Regions from separate parts of the Homo sapiens genome. Here region 2 is linked to region 1. A link is a loop called in an ENCODE intact Hi-C map of the cell type or tissue named here. Cell type or tissue: mammary epithelial cell. All regions are shown on one strand. Links, peaks and the distances in the headings refer to the core of each region. The heading gives the core; the rest is flanking DNA.

The links. A loop is a pair of places that touch in the nucleus more often than their neighbours do. Peaks named below come from ENCODE experiments on the same cell type or tissue, not always from the same donor. Only the 100,000 strongest peaks of a DNase experiment are listed, where the experiment ranks them.
Region 2: it touches region 1 in a loop (28-fold over the local background); 2 of 110 quality-filtered maps call a loop at or near these places.

The regions. Positions count from the first base shown.
Region 1 is chr20:49,048,063-49,056,401 of GRCh38, forward strand. All of the region lies in intron 1 of CSE1L (chromosome segregation 1 like), which reads left to right. Among named protein-coding and RNA genes, the nearest start is that of CSE1L, 5.9 kb to the left of the region's middle. In mammary epithelial cell, for the core only: a CTCF peak has its summit at 4,451; no DNase peak of the experiment used is centred there; H3K27ac peaks cover 211 bases.
Region 2 is chr20:47,255,998-47,264,336 of GRCh38, forward strand. It overlaps ZMYND8 (zinc finger MYND-type containing 8), which reads right to left. Exons shown (of 23, transcript NM_001281775.3): 12 at 6,291-6,431. Among named protein-coding and RNA genes, the nearest start is that of MIR3616, 93 kb to the left of the region's middle. RefSeq lists enhancers at 3,098-3,207, 3,588-3,727. In mammary epithelial cell, for the core only: no CTCF peak of the experiment used is centred there; DNase peaks (open chromatin) are centred at 2,924 and 3,214; H3K27ac peaks cover 1,788 bases.

The DNA of each region.
Region 1 (8,339 bases), core at 79-8,078:
GTCTTGGATTCCACCAATTGCTCTTTTTCTCACCTTGGGCCCACATAGTCATATCTTTGGCCTTTCTCTGTGTGTGTCTCTCTCTTTTTTTTTTTTTTTTTTGACATGCTTTCAGAGGATCCTAATGGACCTCGTCTCTCCGCTCCTACAACCCTTTATCTTTCACTTCTTACCATCAGTGCAAGGGAAGTCTCTCTCCCCTTCTGATTACTTCTGCTGGTTGGGGTCTGGGACAGGATTGGATGGATGCAAGAGCAGTGCTCTAGTTTTGGAATTAATTTGTTTCTTTATTCATTTAATAACTTTATTGAGCATCCACTTAATCTCTGGGAATATAGTGAAAAAACAAAAATGGACAAGGTCCCTTCCCTTGAGGACCATGTATTCTCGTGGGCGAAAGAAAAAACATTAGATAATTTCAGATAGTGACAGAATTATGTGACAGGTGAAGAAGGCTTTTCTGAGGAGGTGACATTTGGGTAGAGACCAGCCATTAAAAGGTGAGGGGCAGAACATTCCAGGTAGAGGGAATAGAAGGCTCAAGGCTCAAGGACAGGAACCGGCTTGGAATATTGAAATATTTAAGGAATATCTTAGGTTCCTAGAGTGTTACATGAAGAAGGGAGAAATATCCAGGACCCGGATCATAGAAGGCTTTGTAGGCAATGTAAGGAGTTTGGATTTGATTCTAAGTGGTATATTCCTATGGTTAGAAAGCAGAGGGTAGGTTGAGGTGTTGGGATATGTTCTTCATGTGTGGGTGCCAGATAGTTTTCATTCATTGGATCTCTTTCCCTCTTCCCAAATGTAAGGCCTCGGGAATGGTTCTCTAATGTGTTGAGGACATATCTAAGAAAAAGGCAGACATCTTGGATCAGCTTATGTCACAGATGTCTGTGAGATGGCTTTGGAAAACAAAGCTTTTATTCCAGAAATCTCCACCTGTAATTGAGGGCCTGTGGGAAGATGCTAGACTTAGGTCTGGCCATTCATTCAACAAGAAGAACTTGGAAATTTAGATGTCTGCCATAACTGATTTATTGTGATGCTTTTTTAAGTTTCTTAATTGTGTATTGGTAGAGATTTCCAAAGATAGTTACGTGGAGAAAGAAAAGTATCACCCCCTCATTTAAAGGTGATAAAAATGAATTCTTATCTTCTCCCTCCCTTTTTTTTTTGGAGACACCATCTCACTGTGTTGCCTGGGCTGACCTGGGCTCAGTCTATCCTCCTACCTCAGCCTCCCGAGTAGCTAGGACTACAGGCGTGCACCACCACACTCAACTAATTTTTATTTTTTTTTTGTAGAGATGGCACCATGTTGCCCAGGTTGGTCTCAAACTCCTGGACTCAACCAATCTGCTTACCTTGGCCCCCCAAAGAGCTGGGATTACAGGCATGAGCCACCCTACTTGGCCAAAATGAATGTTTTGTTTCTAGTTTGAGTCATTTTTAGATCAGTAACACTTTTTGCATTTATATATTGCTAATATTTCAGAGTGTCAAAGTACCTTTACTTGTGGTTGCATAAGATAATTAGAGCTTGATCTTGTTGATAATTATGAATACCTGTAAAATGTTCTCTAAAAGTCCCTGATTTCTCTTATTTTCTCAAATTAAGGATAAGCTTAGAATTCGGTTTTATAGACTATATCTGCAAGGCGATATAAAAAGGATTTGTTGACAAATAGTTCCTTAAAGAATATTCCCAAAGAATAAACTTTGGAAGGCCAAGGTGGGCGGATCACTTGAGCTCAGGAGTTCCAGACCAGCCTGGGCAACACTGGAACCATGTCTACAGAAACAACACAAAAATTAGCCAGGTGTGGTGGTGTGTGCCTGTAGTCCCAGCTACTTGGGAGGTTGAAGTAGGAGGATGGCTTGAGCCCAGGAGGCAGAGGTTTCAGTGGGCCAGAATTACACCACTGCATTTCTCCAGCCTAGGTAACAGACCCAGACCCTGTCTCAAAAAAGAGTATTAAGATTCTGGGATCTATGTAGTATTTTAACTTTGAGGGATTATAACATGCATATTTATATAACCCCTCACTTTTTTTTAAACTTAAAAATAGTCCTACCCTAGCATCTCAACTTAATCATTTTAGGTTTCATTCTATTATGTGGTTTTATTTATTTATTTTTATTTTATTTTATTTTATTTTATTTTATTTTTGGAGACAGGGTTTCACTCAGTCACCCATACTGGACTGCAGTGGCAAGACCTCAGCTTATTGCAGCCTAGACCTCCCGGGCTCAAGCAATCCTCCTGCCTCAACTTCCCTAGTAGCTAGGACCACAGGAGGGTATCACCAAGCCCAGCTAATTTTTTTTTTTTTTTTTTTTTTTTTTTGAGATGGGAGTTTCACTTTTGTTGCCCAGGCTAGAGCTAGAGTGCAATGGTGCAGTCTTGGCTCATTGAAACCTCTGCCTCCCGGGTTCAAGCAATTCTCCTGTCTCAGCCTCCTGAGTAGCTGGGATTACAGGCGCATGCCACCACGCCCGGCTAATTTTTTTTTTTTTGTATTTTTAGTAGAGACGGGGTTTCATCACATTGGTCAGGCTGGTCTCGAACTCCTGACCTCAGATGATCCGCCTGCTTCGGCCTCCCAAAGTGCTGGGATTACAGACGTAAGCCACCGCGCCCGGCCTGAGCCCAGCTAATTTTTAAAATTTTTTGTAGAGACAGGATCTCACTATTGTTGCCAAGTCTGGTCTTGAACGGTCCTTGGGGTCAAGTGATCGTCCCATCTCCACCTCCCAAAGTGCTGGGATTACAGAAGTGAGCCACCTTGCTCAGCCTGTTGTGGTTTTAGAATCTAGAAGGTTGTGTCCACCTCTTTCTGTTTGACACAGTCAACCAACCAAAATAAAGATGAAGAATAATATTTTTGATGGAAACATCAAAGGTATCTAGCTTTTTAAAATAGTACAACAAATATATAACGGGTGCTCATCACTATTGTAAGGCTCTAGGGAGAGAGCAGTGAACAAAGCACAAAGTCCCTACTATCAGTGGAGTTTACAATCTAGTGAAGAGAGAAGCACAGTAAATGACAAAAGAAATTAATATGCCTGATAAAATGTACTTGGAAAATAGTAGAGTAAGGGCATGGAGAGTAACTGAGGTGAATGCTCTTTTAGATAGGATGGTGCAGCAAGGCATCTCTGAAAAAAAGATGACATTTGAAAAGAGTCCTTCCAGGCCGGGCACGGTGGCTCATGCCTGTAATCCCAGCACTTTGGGAGGCTGAGGCGGCAGATCACCTGAGGTCAAGAGTTTGAGATTAGCCTGGCCAACACGGTGAAACCGCATCTTTACTGTATATAAAACTCAGCCGGGCGTGGTGGCACGCACCTGTAGTCCCAGCTACTTGGGAGGTTGAGGCAGGAGAATTGCTTGAACCTGGGAGGCGGGGACTGCGGTGAGCTGAGATCACGCCACTGCACTCCAGCCTGGGTGACAGAGCAAAGACCCCTGTCTCCAAAAAAAACAAGAGTCCTGAATGAGAATGAAGTGGGCAGTGCAAACCTTGTAGCTTTCCGTGTGCAGAGCTCTGCAGGCAGAAGGAATGGTAAGTACAGAACCCTGAAACAAAAGTAAAATCACTGGCATGTTTGAACAGGTAATACAGGATAAATTTTATCTTTTTTCAGAGACAGAGTCTTACTCTGTTGCCCAGATTGGAATGCAATGGCATGATCATAGCTCACTGCAGCCTTAAAATTCTGAGCTTAACCAGTCCTTCTGCCTCAGCCTCCAGAGCAGCTGAGACTACAAGTGCTCGCCACCATGCCTGGCTAATTTTTATTTATTGTAGAGACAGGGTCTCACTATGTTGCCCACGCTGGTCTTGAAATCCTAGCCTCAAGTGATCCTTCCGCCTCGGCCTTCCAAAGCGCTGGGATTACAGGCATGAGCCATTCTGCCAGGCCAGAACAAATCTAAAAATTCACTTTCTTGAAGTACTTTTGAATAAACAAATTTAATTGTGGCAGTTAAGTTGGTCATTTGTTCATCTGACATTCATGCAACTGAGTTCCCACATTATGTTGGGGCTGCTAATGATTGATCTGAAGGGATAGTCTCCAGTCTTGACTGGAAACTCATGTTTTGCTGGGTGACTGACATGTTGTGACTTATCCTTTAGTTCATACAACAAATGCTTACTAAATATGTACTGTGTGCCAGGTAATGCTGAAGGTCCTGAGCATACAGACGAAAGTCCCTGCCCTCAGGAGCTTGCAGTCTAGTGTGTGTATGAGACGACAAAGAAGTTTATTTCAAATGAGGGTAATTGCTAACACAGTAAAACAAGGATGATGTAGATGGTAATCGTAGAAGGCCTTTTTGAAGAGTTGACAGTGGGCTGAGTGCTGAATGGTGTCCATTATCAAATTAGAGGATGAGCATTATTATGGTCAGGGAGAACTCTTGTGGCCAGTTTGTAGAACAGAAGGCTTTTGTGCCTGGAATGTAGCAAGAGCCAGGAGGAGGTAGGAGATGAGGTCAGTAGATACCAGATTGCTTAGACCCTGCTGTGGTAAGGGATTTGGTGGTGGTGGTGGTGGTGGTGGTTGTTTTGGAGATAGGGTCTCACTCCCATTGCCCAGTCTGTAGTGCAGTGGCCTGATCACAACTCACAGCAGTCTCAATTTGCTGGATCTACAGGTGTGTGCCACCACACCTGGCTAATTTTTTGTATATTTAGTAGAGACAGGGTCTTGCTGTGTTAGCCCAGGCTGGTCTGAAGCCGGCTGAAGCAATCCACCTGCCTTGGCCTCCCAAAATGCTGGGCTAACAGGCGGCAGCCACTGCACCTGGCCAGGAGTTTGGGTGTTTAAGACAAGTAATTATGAGGAATCTAAGGAGTTTTAGTTGAGAAATATACAAATGCTAGAGAAACATAATGAAGAAAGTGAAATGCAGATTTATTAAGAAGTGTATTTTTAAAAATCAAGAAAATAAGCCCTGTGTGGTGGCATATGCCTGTAGTCCCAGCTATTCCAGAGGCTGAGGCAGGAGGATTGTTTGAGCTCAGGAGTTAGAATCCAATCTGGACAATACAGTGAGACCCCCTGTCTCTCTTTTTTTTTTTTTTTTTTTTTTTTAAAGACAAAATAGATCTGTAAATCTGCCCCTGCACCCTCCCCACCCAAGTTTCTAACAATCTGCCTTGCATGAATCCCCAAAGGTAGAATAAATTTGCATATGGCAAAGAAAGGCCAATTTCCTTTAACTCAGATACACTGATGTTAATGATTTAACTTGACCACAGCAAACTAACTTTTTTTTTTTTTTTTTTTTTTTTTTTTGAGACTGCGTTTCTCTCTTGTTGCCCAGGCTGGAGTGCAATGGCGCAATCTCGCCTCATTGCAACCTTTGCCTCCCAGGTTCAAGCAATTCTCCTGCCTCAGCCTCCCAAGTAGCTGGGATTACAGGCATGTGCTACCAGGCATGGCTAATTTTTAGTAGAGACGGGGTTTCACCATGTTGGCCAGGCTGGTCTCAAACTCTTGACCTCAGGTGATCTGCCCCTCTCAGCCTCCCAGAGTGCTGGGATTATAGGTGTGAGCCACCACACCTGGCCCAAACTTTCATGATTTCATAACTGATCCACCATTTCAATACAGAAAAAAGGAATAGGAAAATAAATGGATTAAATCATTGCTTTCCAAAGTGTGTTCTATTGAAAAGGAGTTCTATAGCCAAATAATGGGAGAGACTGGGCAATCCTCCCACCTTAGCCTCCCAAGTAGCTAGGACTACAGGGCCACACCACCACGCCCGGCTAATTTTTTGTATTTTTAGTAGAGATGGGGTTTTGCCATGTTGCCCAGGCAGGTCTTGAACTCCTGGGCTCAAGCGATCGTCTGCCTCAGCCTCCCACCAGTGGAGACTCTGGATTAATTGATGTGAACCAGTAACTTTGTGAGTTTAAAGTGCTTTGTATTGTGAATCTCCAAAGTGGGGCAGGATATAATGTGTAGCATTTTCCAAACTTGTGATATAAAAAACCATAAAGGGTATAGCCTCTCAATAGATTGTATGTGTGGTTTAATGGGACTTGATTTTCACACCTATAGAGTGGAACACCTGGATTAGAGGGAGTGATTAGGTAGGTGGTGGGATCTACTCAGTCAGAACATTAGCTTCCTGTGATAAACACATTTTCTAATTAAGGGGAAGGACTGCAGCATGTAGAATACAGATAATTCTCTTTAGAAGGTTGGGGTTTCTGGCTGTTGGGGAGTGCCCTGCATAAGCACAGCATTAGATAATATTTTCTTATTTTCTGGCTCCCCACCGCTCAGTTGTCCTCTGGCTGCCCTCTTTTCACATCAGCCTTTCTATTGTGTTGTGAGTGCTTTCACTCTTGGTCAGCCGTCTGTCATTTCCACCTAAGAGGCAGCCTTGGGTAATAGAAAGAGGGTAGACCTACGGAGTTGGACTGATTTAAATCTGATCTTTATTTATTAACCATATATAGTTAATATATGTCAACCTGAGTGCCCTTCTTTGTGTGTAAAATCATTGTGTGGAATAAATGATATGAAGCCTATGAAAACATCTAGCATCGTGTGCCTGGTTCATACATGTGACACTTCCCCCATTCTGCAAACCATTACCAGCCCAAAGGTCCTCTACTCCACTTTCATTACATTTTTACCCACTTAAGAAAACCTTCATGACTTCCCCATACATTAAATCATGGCACTCTTCAGCCAAGTATGGAGGAACCTATATGATCTGGTCTTGATCTCCTAGCCCACTATTCTCTCTTCCCATCTCTGTTACTTTGCTCTCACAATTCATTTTGGCAGATGCGCCCTCATCCTACTTTGCCTATTCAGATACACATATTTTTCAAGGTTCAGCTCAAGGCTCAGGCTCTGGGAAACTCTTGGATGGCCACATAACCCCGTGACTCCCTTCTTAATTTTCTAACGTTTAAGGTGCTGTCTTTGTGATTCATTTGGCACTTCAGAGGACAGATGTTTCAGAATTTGGGATTTTTTTTGGATGCATGTACTGTGGATTATACAACATCCCCAGTGGGGCTTGGGGTAGCACCCTGTAATCAAACGTATTGATATTTCTTTAGTGAAACAAATTTGCATACTAAGTGAGATAAATCTATGTTGATAGCCTCAGGCAGTTCAGGCTGGTTTTGCTGCCAAGTGAGTTTGCCACAAACTTGTTAAAAAACAAACTTTTAAGTTTTTTTATTTTTGGATTTCATCACTTTAGTAAAGGGTATATAGGCCTGTACTTGGCATTTCAGTTGTGTCTTGTCTTCTGAACTATTACAGAAGCTCCTTCTAGGACAGGAACTTGATTGCATATTGTCATAGGCATTTTAAAAATAAATGGGTCCCGGTATGGTGGGTCATGCCTGTAATCCCAGTGTTTTGGGATGCCGAGGCAGGAAAATTGCTTGAGGTCAGGAGTTCAAGACCAGCCTGCGCAATATGGTGAAACCCCATCTCTACAAAAAATACAAAAATTAGCCAGGCATGGTTGATTGCGCCTGTAGTCCCAGCTACTCAAGAGGCTGAGGTGGGAGGTTGGGGCTTGAGCCCTGGAGGTTGAGGCTGTGGTGAGCTATGATCATGCCCCTGCAGTCCAACCTGGGCCACAGAGCAAGACTCTGTCTGAAAAAATAATAAAATTTTTTAAATTCCTTACTGTAAATGTATAATAGATATGTGATTGTAAGATTAGAAAAGTATGAAGAGAATAAAACTCTCCTTATATCTATCACCGAGATGTTATCACTGTTCTACATTTTGGAGTGTGTTTTTTGTTTTCTTCTATATGTGAAGTTTTTTTTCATAATTTGAATTATGATATCCTTGAACTTTTTCCACTGACCTTTTTTACATTTTACAAAAATTGTGTGTTTAGTTTTTTTCTTCTTTTTCATAGAAGCCTCTGGTTAATTTGGTGCATGATTTCCCTGAAAGGGCTCCACTTTCCCATCTACATGTGGCTATATATCTAAAAGCTGCCTAATGGAATCTAAGCATAAGTGGAGTTTTCTAAAATCGCTTTTTTTTTTTTTGGAGACAAAGTCTCGCTCTTTCTGAGGCTGGAGTGCAGTGGCACAATCTTGGTTCACTGCAGCTTCTGCCTCCAGGTTCAAGCGATTCTCCTGCCTCAGCCACCCAAGTAACTGGGATTACAGGTGCATGCCACCATGCCCGGCTGATTTTGTATTTTTAGTAGAGACGGGATTCACCATGCTGGCCAGGCTGGTCTCAAACTCCTGACCTCAGGTGATCCACCCCCCTCAGCCTCCCAAAGTGCTGGGATTACAGGCGTGAGCAACCGCGCCCAG
Region 2 (8,339 bases), core at 184-8,183, 1.8 Mb before region 1:
AGGAGGTGGAGGTTGCAGAGAGCCGAGATTGTACCATTGCACTCCAGCCTGGGCAACAAGAGCAAAGCTCTGTCTCAAAAAAAAAAAAGACAGATTTTTGTTCTAAAGCTGAACGCAAACTACAATGGATGGACTTCCAGGAACTACAAAATGTCAGTTCCTTCAAGGGAGCAATATCACTTAGACAAAAGACCCTAGCTGGCCAGGCATGGTGGCTCATGCCTGTAATCCCAGCACTTTGGGAGGCTGAGGCAGGAGGACTGCTTGAGGCCAGAAGTTTGAGACCAGCCTGGGAAACATAGCGAGACCCTGTCTCTATATTATTTTTTAAAAAAAGAGAGGCCGGGCACAGTGGCTCACGCCTGTAATCCCAGCACTTTGGGAGGCCGAGGCGAGTGGATCACGAGGTCAGGAGATTGAGACCATCCTGGCTAACACAGTGAAACCCTGTCTCTACTAAAAAATACAAAAAATTAGCCAGGCATGGTGGCGGGCACCTGTAGTCCCAGCTACTTGGGAGGCTGAGGCAGGAGAATGGTGTGAACCCAGGAGGCGGAGCTTACAGTGAGCCGAGATCGCGCCACTGCACTCCAGCGTGGGCGACAGAGCAAGACTCCATCTCAAAAAAGAGAGAGACCCTGGCAGACACTATCTTTCAGTCAAAGCCAAACAGAGATCTTCCCCACCTCATTCACTCTAAAGAAAATCAAGACAACATCTGAAAAATCTGGGCCCAGGCACTCCATGTATGCTCTCAAAGAAAGCCCGACTTCCAAGATACCGCTTTATGCACAAAAAGAAAGGATGCCTCCTGTCATTAACAGTGGAGAAATAAACAGAAAGTCTCGGGGTGTGACGACGTTCCCTGGCCCTGCCTGCATTTTCAACAGAGCATCAAGGCGCATTTCTGTCACTAACAGGACTACTGACTGCTGAGTTTCTTCAGCTCAAAGTAAACACCCTCTGTGAAATAAGAGGAGATGGGATCATCAGAGAAAGCAAACAGGAGTCTGGAAGAAGAAAAGGACCGGGCCCACCTCTTCTCTTCTAGTCTCAGAAACTCATTCCTATTTATGACTTATTTATAATCACTGCTGAGTCATACAGGGGGCTCGTAATAATCCACTGGGCTCAGCTCCTTGTTTTTTAGTGAGGAGAGGAAAGGCCCCAGACAGCAAATGAGGGGAAACAGTGAATTAGCAACCTGGGCAAGAACCAGGTCTCTGTACAAACCTTCCCATCTTATACCATATAGTCATATACCATACACACACACAAATACCATATACTCATATACCACATATACATATACTCATATGCCATATACACAAATACACATACACTCACCATATACACACATACATACACACAAATACCATATACTCACATACCATATACACATTTACCATATACTCATATGCCATACACACACAAATATATACCCATATACTATATGCTCACCATATACACACACGCAAATACAACACACACATACATACTTATATACCATACACACACATACATATACTCACATATACCCAATATACAAACATACCCATATACCATATACTCATCATATACCATACACACATACATATACTCAAATATACCCATATACCATATACTGTCATACCATATACACACATACATATACTCATACCATATACCCAATATACATACATATACCATATACACACATACATATACTAAAATGCCATATACTTATATACCATATATTCTTAATTATAGTGTAACAGTATAATATAATTACAGTATAGTATAAATAAAAACTGACAACCTATGGACTATTTTTGTATTGTTGGTTGTATGTGTTTGTCTGGCCCAAATAGAGTTTTGGGGTTTTGTTTTTGTTTTTGTACCACAGGGTCTCACTCTCTCACCCAGGCTGGAGTGCAGTGATGCAATCATAGCTCACTGCAACCTTGAACTCCTGGGCTCAAGCAATCCTCCTGCCTCAGCCTCCCAACGTGCGGGAATTACAGACATAAGCCACCAAGCCTAGCCAGTTTTTGTTTTTAATGAAATTGATTGTCAGCTTTTAAAAACTAGGAGAGTTCCTGTAATAATCTAGAGTTCTGTTTTTCCTGACAATTCAGTCCGACAATGTGGGTTAAGCTGGCAAGAGCCACATCCTTTACAAATTTCAAAACTTCACCTTACCCCCTGACCCCCAAAAAAGCTGACGTATCCAATAGGCACAGGAGACATTCAGGTATCTCAGCTAAGAGCTCAAGCTTTGCAGCAGACAGGCCTGGGCCTGAAGGCCAAACTCTACCACAAACCATGGTTGATCCTTGGGTAGGTAACTTGCTTCTCTGTGCCCCAGTTTACACTTCTGTGAAACATAGATATTACCTACTTTAAAGGTTGTTGTAATTTTTAAAAAGTTTTAATTTACAGACAGCAAAATTCACTTTTGGGAGAATACAGTCCTATGAGTCGTAACACCTGCATAGATTCCTGTAACCACCACCACAACCAAAACACAGAGCAGGTCCATCTCCCGAAGAGTTCCCTCCCAATGTGTAGGCAAACCCTCCTGCACTCCAACCCCCAGCTATCACTCATCTGTTCCCCATCTCTGTAATTCTGCCTTTTCTGATATATTTTTTAAGGAAATCCTGTTTTGTTAGCTACAATAACTTCATCATTATCCAGGGTGCTCCCTTTCATTGTCCCTGTCTGGGGAAAGTCGTTCCACGGCTGACAGACAGAATCAAGCCCTATAAAGCATTTGTTCAGTCCCTGGGCAGTCACTGGAGAATTCCTTAACATTGCCCTGCTTGTTCTGATCTCCTCCCCACCCACGGCACTTCCATCGGTCCCTAGCTGATCCTCTTCCCGTTAGGTCATTGCAATCCCAGCCCACAAAACGCCCACATTCCCAATGCTCTTGTTCCTGCTGACGAAGATAAGAAATGTGTCCTGAACCGGAAGAGCTGCCAGGGGAGACACAAGAGGGCCTCGGTTCCCCTGGTGCTCACCCACCACCATGCCCACCCACCAAGACACACAACAGGAAGAAACCTTTCACTCCCACAACAGATCAAGCCAAACTGAAAGACCCACAGTGTCACGAGGAAGCCCAATGACCACCCAGTTTCAGCAAAGAGCTATTCTTGACAAGCATGACTGGCAGAGAGGAAATGTCACCGTGAGAACGCCTCCAAACAGCATTTCTTTTCAGGGTGTGGAGGTGGAAGGAGGGTGTGAGAAAGCAAACCACAGATTTGGGAACAATGAATGTTCCCAAGGAAGCACGTGTGTCCCTTTTCACTCAAGTGAGGAACCAACTGGTTGGTCTGAATGGGAGCCCCGAAAGCAACTGCCCTGACCATCCTATTACATCAGGGCTGTACTCACAGGTGAGCCAGGATTGGAGCCAGGCTGTGCTCCAGCCCTGCTGCCTCTGGGATCCTGGGCACCCCATGCCTCCTCTCCAGACCTCCCTCAGTTTCTCCATCTGAAAATGGCACTGTAGGACAAGATGGACCTGGAGGGCGCCAACCACCAAAGGCGTGGAATTCACACTTAAGCGTCACTGGGCACAGGTGGCCGCCCTCTCTTTCTGAAACCCCCATACTGGAGGCTCCAGGGCAACACACTCCCCTGGTGTGGCTACTCCACCCCTTGCTTCTCCTCCTCAACCAGAACTCCACATCCTCAATGTCCCAGGGGCCTCACTCCTGCTCAATGCTCTACCCCTGACTCGCAACCTCAGTAAGCCAATGGGGCTGGAGTCTTTGTTGAGTGAGGCTGTCCTATGCACTGGGGGATGTTTAGCGCAACTCTGGCCACCAATCATTAGATGCCAGCAGTGTCCCCATCACCCCCTCAAAGTCATTTCAAGAACTACCACTCTAACCCAATCCCACGTACACGTCAAGATTCCCAGAATTACACCTCCTGCCTGAACCTGGCCACAGGGAACCCTAATTCCTGCCTCCAGCTGCCCTATTGACCTCTCCACCTAGGGGTGTAACAGCTGCTCAAATTTACATAATCTAAACTAGACCCTTGGCTTCTCCTGCCATACCCAGATCTGTCAGCACAATTACTGACACAATCTAGAAATTCTCTGTTGGGGGCCCTGTTCTACATTTTGTAGGATGTTGGGTGGTATCTCCCTGGCCTCCCTCCATTAGGTGCCAGGAGCACCCCAACCCCAGGTGTGACAACCAAAAATGTCTCCAAACATTGCCAGTGGGTGGGGAAGTGTTACAAAATTGCCCCCAGATGAGAATGGTTGACTGATATGGACTATTTGAAACACAGCACCGAGGGCTTCTTCTGAGATGTGAAGTCCATTCACATCCCTCCTGCGCTGAACCCTCCATCCACACCAGGGTCTACGAGGCCCCCGTACTGTCTCCGACTCCACGGACTGGCCTCACCCTCACTCACTGGGATGCAGCCACCCTGGCCTCCTTGCTAATCCTACAACACACCCAGTTACTCCTATAGCACACCAACTTAATCCTAACCCTAGAGCCTTTAAAATCTCTTATTCCTTCTAGAATCTTTTTCCTCCTGACACTGGCATGGCTGATTTTTCTTGTCACGTAAACTTCAGCTCAAATATCGCCTCTCAAAGAGGCCCCGTTTAACCCCTCCACCTAAGTGAACTGTGACATCTGCTTCGCAACTTGCCCATCTCTTGCCTCATCACATTACCTTCCAGACATCCATCATGGTGTGAACTATCTTGGTGTGAACTGCCTCTCATGGTGTGAACTGCCTTGTTATTTGCCTTTATTATTTTCTCTATCTTTCTAAAAACCCAGCCTCTACAAGAGCAGGTCCTTAGCTGACTTGCTTTGTACTCTATTTCCATGCCTAGAATAGTGCACAGCACATAATAGATGTTCAAGAAAAATCAATGGTGAGGATGCAATGAATCAATCAATAATGAATCAACAGCAGCCGGGCACAGTGGCTCATGCCTGTAATCCCAGCATTTTGGGAGGCTGAGGCAGGCAGATCACCTTAGGTTGGGAGTTCGAGACCAGCCTGACCAACATGGAGAAACCTCATCTCTACTAAAAATACAAAATTAGCCAGGCGTGGTGGTGCATGCCTGTAATCCCAGCTACTCGGAGGCTCAGGCAGGAGAATCACTTGAACCTGGGAAGCAGAAGTTTGCAGTGAGCCAAGATCACGCCATTGCATTGCAGCCTGGGCAACAAGAGCGAAACTCCATCTCAAAAAAAATAATAATAATAAGGAATCAATAATGGGCCAGGTGCAGTGACTTATGCCTGTAATCTCAGCACTTTGGGAGGCTAAAGTGGGAGGACTGCTTGAGGCCAAGAGTTCAAGACCAGCCTGGGCAACACAGCAAGACCCAATCACTACAAAAAATTAGCTGAGTATGTAGCTAAAAACTAGCTAGGCCTGTAGTCCTAGCTACTCAGGGAGGGTGAGGCAGGAAATAGCTTGAGCCCAGGAGTTCAAGGTTGCAGTGAACTATGATTACACCACTGCACTCCAGCCTGGGTGACAGAGTGAGACCCCATCTCTAAAAAAACAGTTATCATCATCATCATCATCATCATCATCATCATCATCATCATCATCCAGGGAATAAAGACCAGAGTGTAAGAATTAGAAGAAGAGAATTAAGGAATATCAGAGTATGCTGCACATAGGAAAGGTAAGTACTGATTCCTCCTACTTGCTTCTGTGCCATGGGTATAATTTGCAAATAGAACTGGGTTAATGTGGTCAAGGACAACTGAGGTGGAAACACTGGCCTGGATAAAAGCACTTTGGGCCAGGCATGGTGGTTTATGCCCGTCATCCCATTACTTTTGGAGGCAGAGGTGGGTGGATCACCTGAGGTCGGGGTTTGAGACCAGCCTGGCCAACATGGTGAAACTCTGTCTCTACTAAAAATAGAAAACTTAGCCAGGTGTGGTGGCATACTCCTGTAATCTTAGCTACTCGGGAGGCTGAGGCAGGAGAATCACTTCAACCCAGGAGGCGGAGGTTGCAGGGAGCCGAGACCGCACCCTTGCACTCCAGCCTGGGCAACAAGAGCGAAACTCCATCTCAAAAAAAAAAAAGTAATTTGTATGTCAATAAGCCCCAAGAAATCCCTTACTTATTCTTTTCACAGATCTTTTCTCACCTTCATCCTCTGAAACTTTTGCATTTTTTGCATAGAGAAAAGAGTTGAAGGTTCAAGAACCACATACACAAGAGGATACGTCATTTGCAAAAATATCCACAGTTGCCACAGAAAGATACTGGCAAAAATTCTGACTGACCCAGGTTAAGATTCAGGATGCTGCCGGTGGTGGAGGTTTTGTCCGTTTTCGTCGTGATAGGAGCTGACAGTTGAGGAGAGAAGGGCTTTGGGCTGCCGGATAAACTCCCTGCTTGTCCCGTCTTGGTGGAGGCTGGTGAAGCTGAAAAAGTATGGCATTGTTAAAAGACAGGTTTACAAATAAACAAGTAGAACGTGTAGGTGTGGTGTAGGGAGAGAATGGAGAGATTATGAAATTGTGTTTGATTTCAGCAAGGCCGCTACAGTATCACGAATGGGGTGGGGTGGAGCATAGCAGGTTGGCCATTTATTTTCAGCAAAGGGCTTTAACCGGATGTGAAACCGTTAAAGCCACAAATGAAGAAGGTCTCCCCAGTTACTCTATTAAGCACAAAGCTCTAAGACAAATCGGCTAAGCTGCCACTGAAATTGGTTTGGCCCATTCACGGATATAAATCTCAACATAAATAGCGATTAAACCAACCCCCACATGGTCCAGATGTGGAGAACGGGAGCCAGGCTTACAAATGCGTATCATCTGTTTGTGGAAAGACACCACGGCCAGCTCACACGCAGCCACTGCACCTGCCAGGGACCAACTTGGCCCCTTGGGAAATCTCCAGCTCCCATTTCAAAGGTTCTTGAGGCTATGTAAAGCCAAACCCAGTACCAGATGGAGTGAGGGAGACGTTGGTAAATTATGTCCTTCTTTACTGTATTTCAAACTTTCACAGGAGGAGAGAGAACTGTACCTATGCCTAAGGCTTTTAAAAATACCTTAAAATGACCTACGACCTGCTTCTCCCCTGCCTCATTTCACAGGGTTAGGACAATAAACCACTTACGTTTAAAAAAGCAAGCATTCATAGGGGCCAACAAGCGTCCTAAAGATCCTTCAAATCCTGCCCCTTTGTCCTTGCCCCTCCATGGTACTGGGACTGTCCTGTTAATGCCTCTTGGGCCCATTTAAAAACAGCTGGGACTAAAGGCATCACTAACAACAATGACAGCCAACTCTTCCAAGATGAGCAAGAAACATTCTGAGTTGATCTGGTGCTGGAAAGAAATTTGTGGATGGCAAATTGGAGTTAGGAACTGAGACTCCCCAGGGGCTTCGAAAGTGCTGGGACACTTGTGTGGGCAGCACTTGCCTCAGTTTCCTCACCTGACAAATTAGAAAACTCAGAACAAGGCTTCAGTGTGTTGAAACTCACATACCACTCGGCTGGTGAATCCAAGTAAGCTAGGCAGCTCTGGTGCCAGGACCTGCCTGCATTACTGTTAATGTAATATAGTGGGAAAGACTCCAGAAGTAAAGAGGCCTGGATTCAAGCACAGATTAGAAGCCAGACACTGTGGATTCAAGCCCCGGCTCAGCTGTTGCCCTGCTGTGTAACCCTGGGCCAGTTACTGGCACCTCTGCCTCCCTCTTCCTGGCAGCAGCAAAGAGAGACACTAATAATATGATACAAAGGGACAATAACAGTAGCTACATCTCATCAGGCTGCCGTGAGGATTAAATCAATCATCTGAACAGTGCCTGGCATGCAGTAAGTACTCTGTTACTGTTTGCTATTAGAGTGGTTTTATTTTCTATTTCCCCATTAACCTCTAGGGCTTTGGGGTTATCCTCTGAACCACTGATTCTCAGCTATGAGCAATTCTTCTCTCCAGGGCACACTGGGCATTGCATCCAGACATTTTAGGAGAGTGGGGGGTTGCTACTGGCATCTAGGAGCTAGAGACCAAAACGCTGCTAAATCTGCTGCCATGCACAGAGCGGCCCCCCACAAGAAAGAGTTATCTGGCCCCAAACGTCAAAAGTGCTGAAACTGACACGCCGCATAGGGATGGAGTAGGCATGCAGCTGGGAATCCTTTTCCTCATCCGGGAATGATAAGGGAGTGAGGATCAATGTCGTCGATCTATGTCAATTGGCGCCGAGCAAGTGCTCAATAAATATTAGAAATTGTTTTAAGAAATAAGTTTTCTTTGCTTTTGTTTTTTTGAGATGGAGTCTCGCTCTGTCACCCAGGCTGGAGTGCAGTTG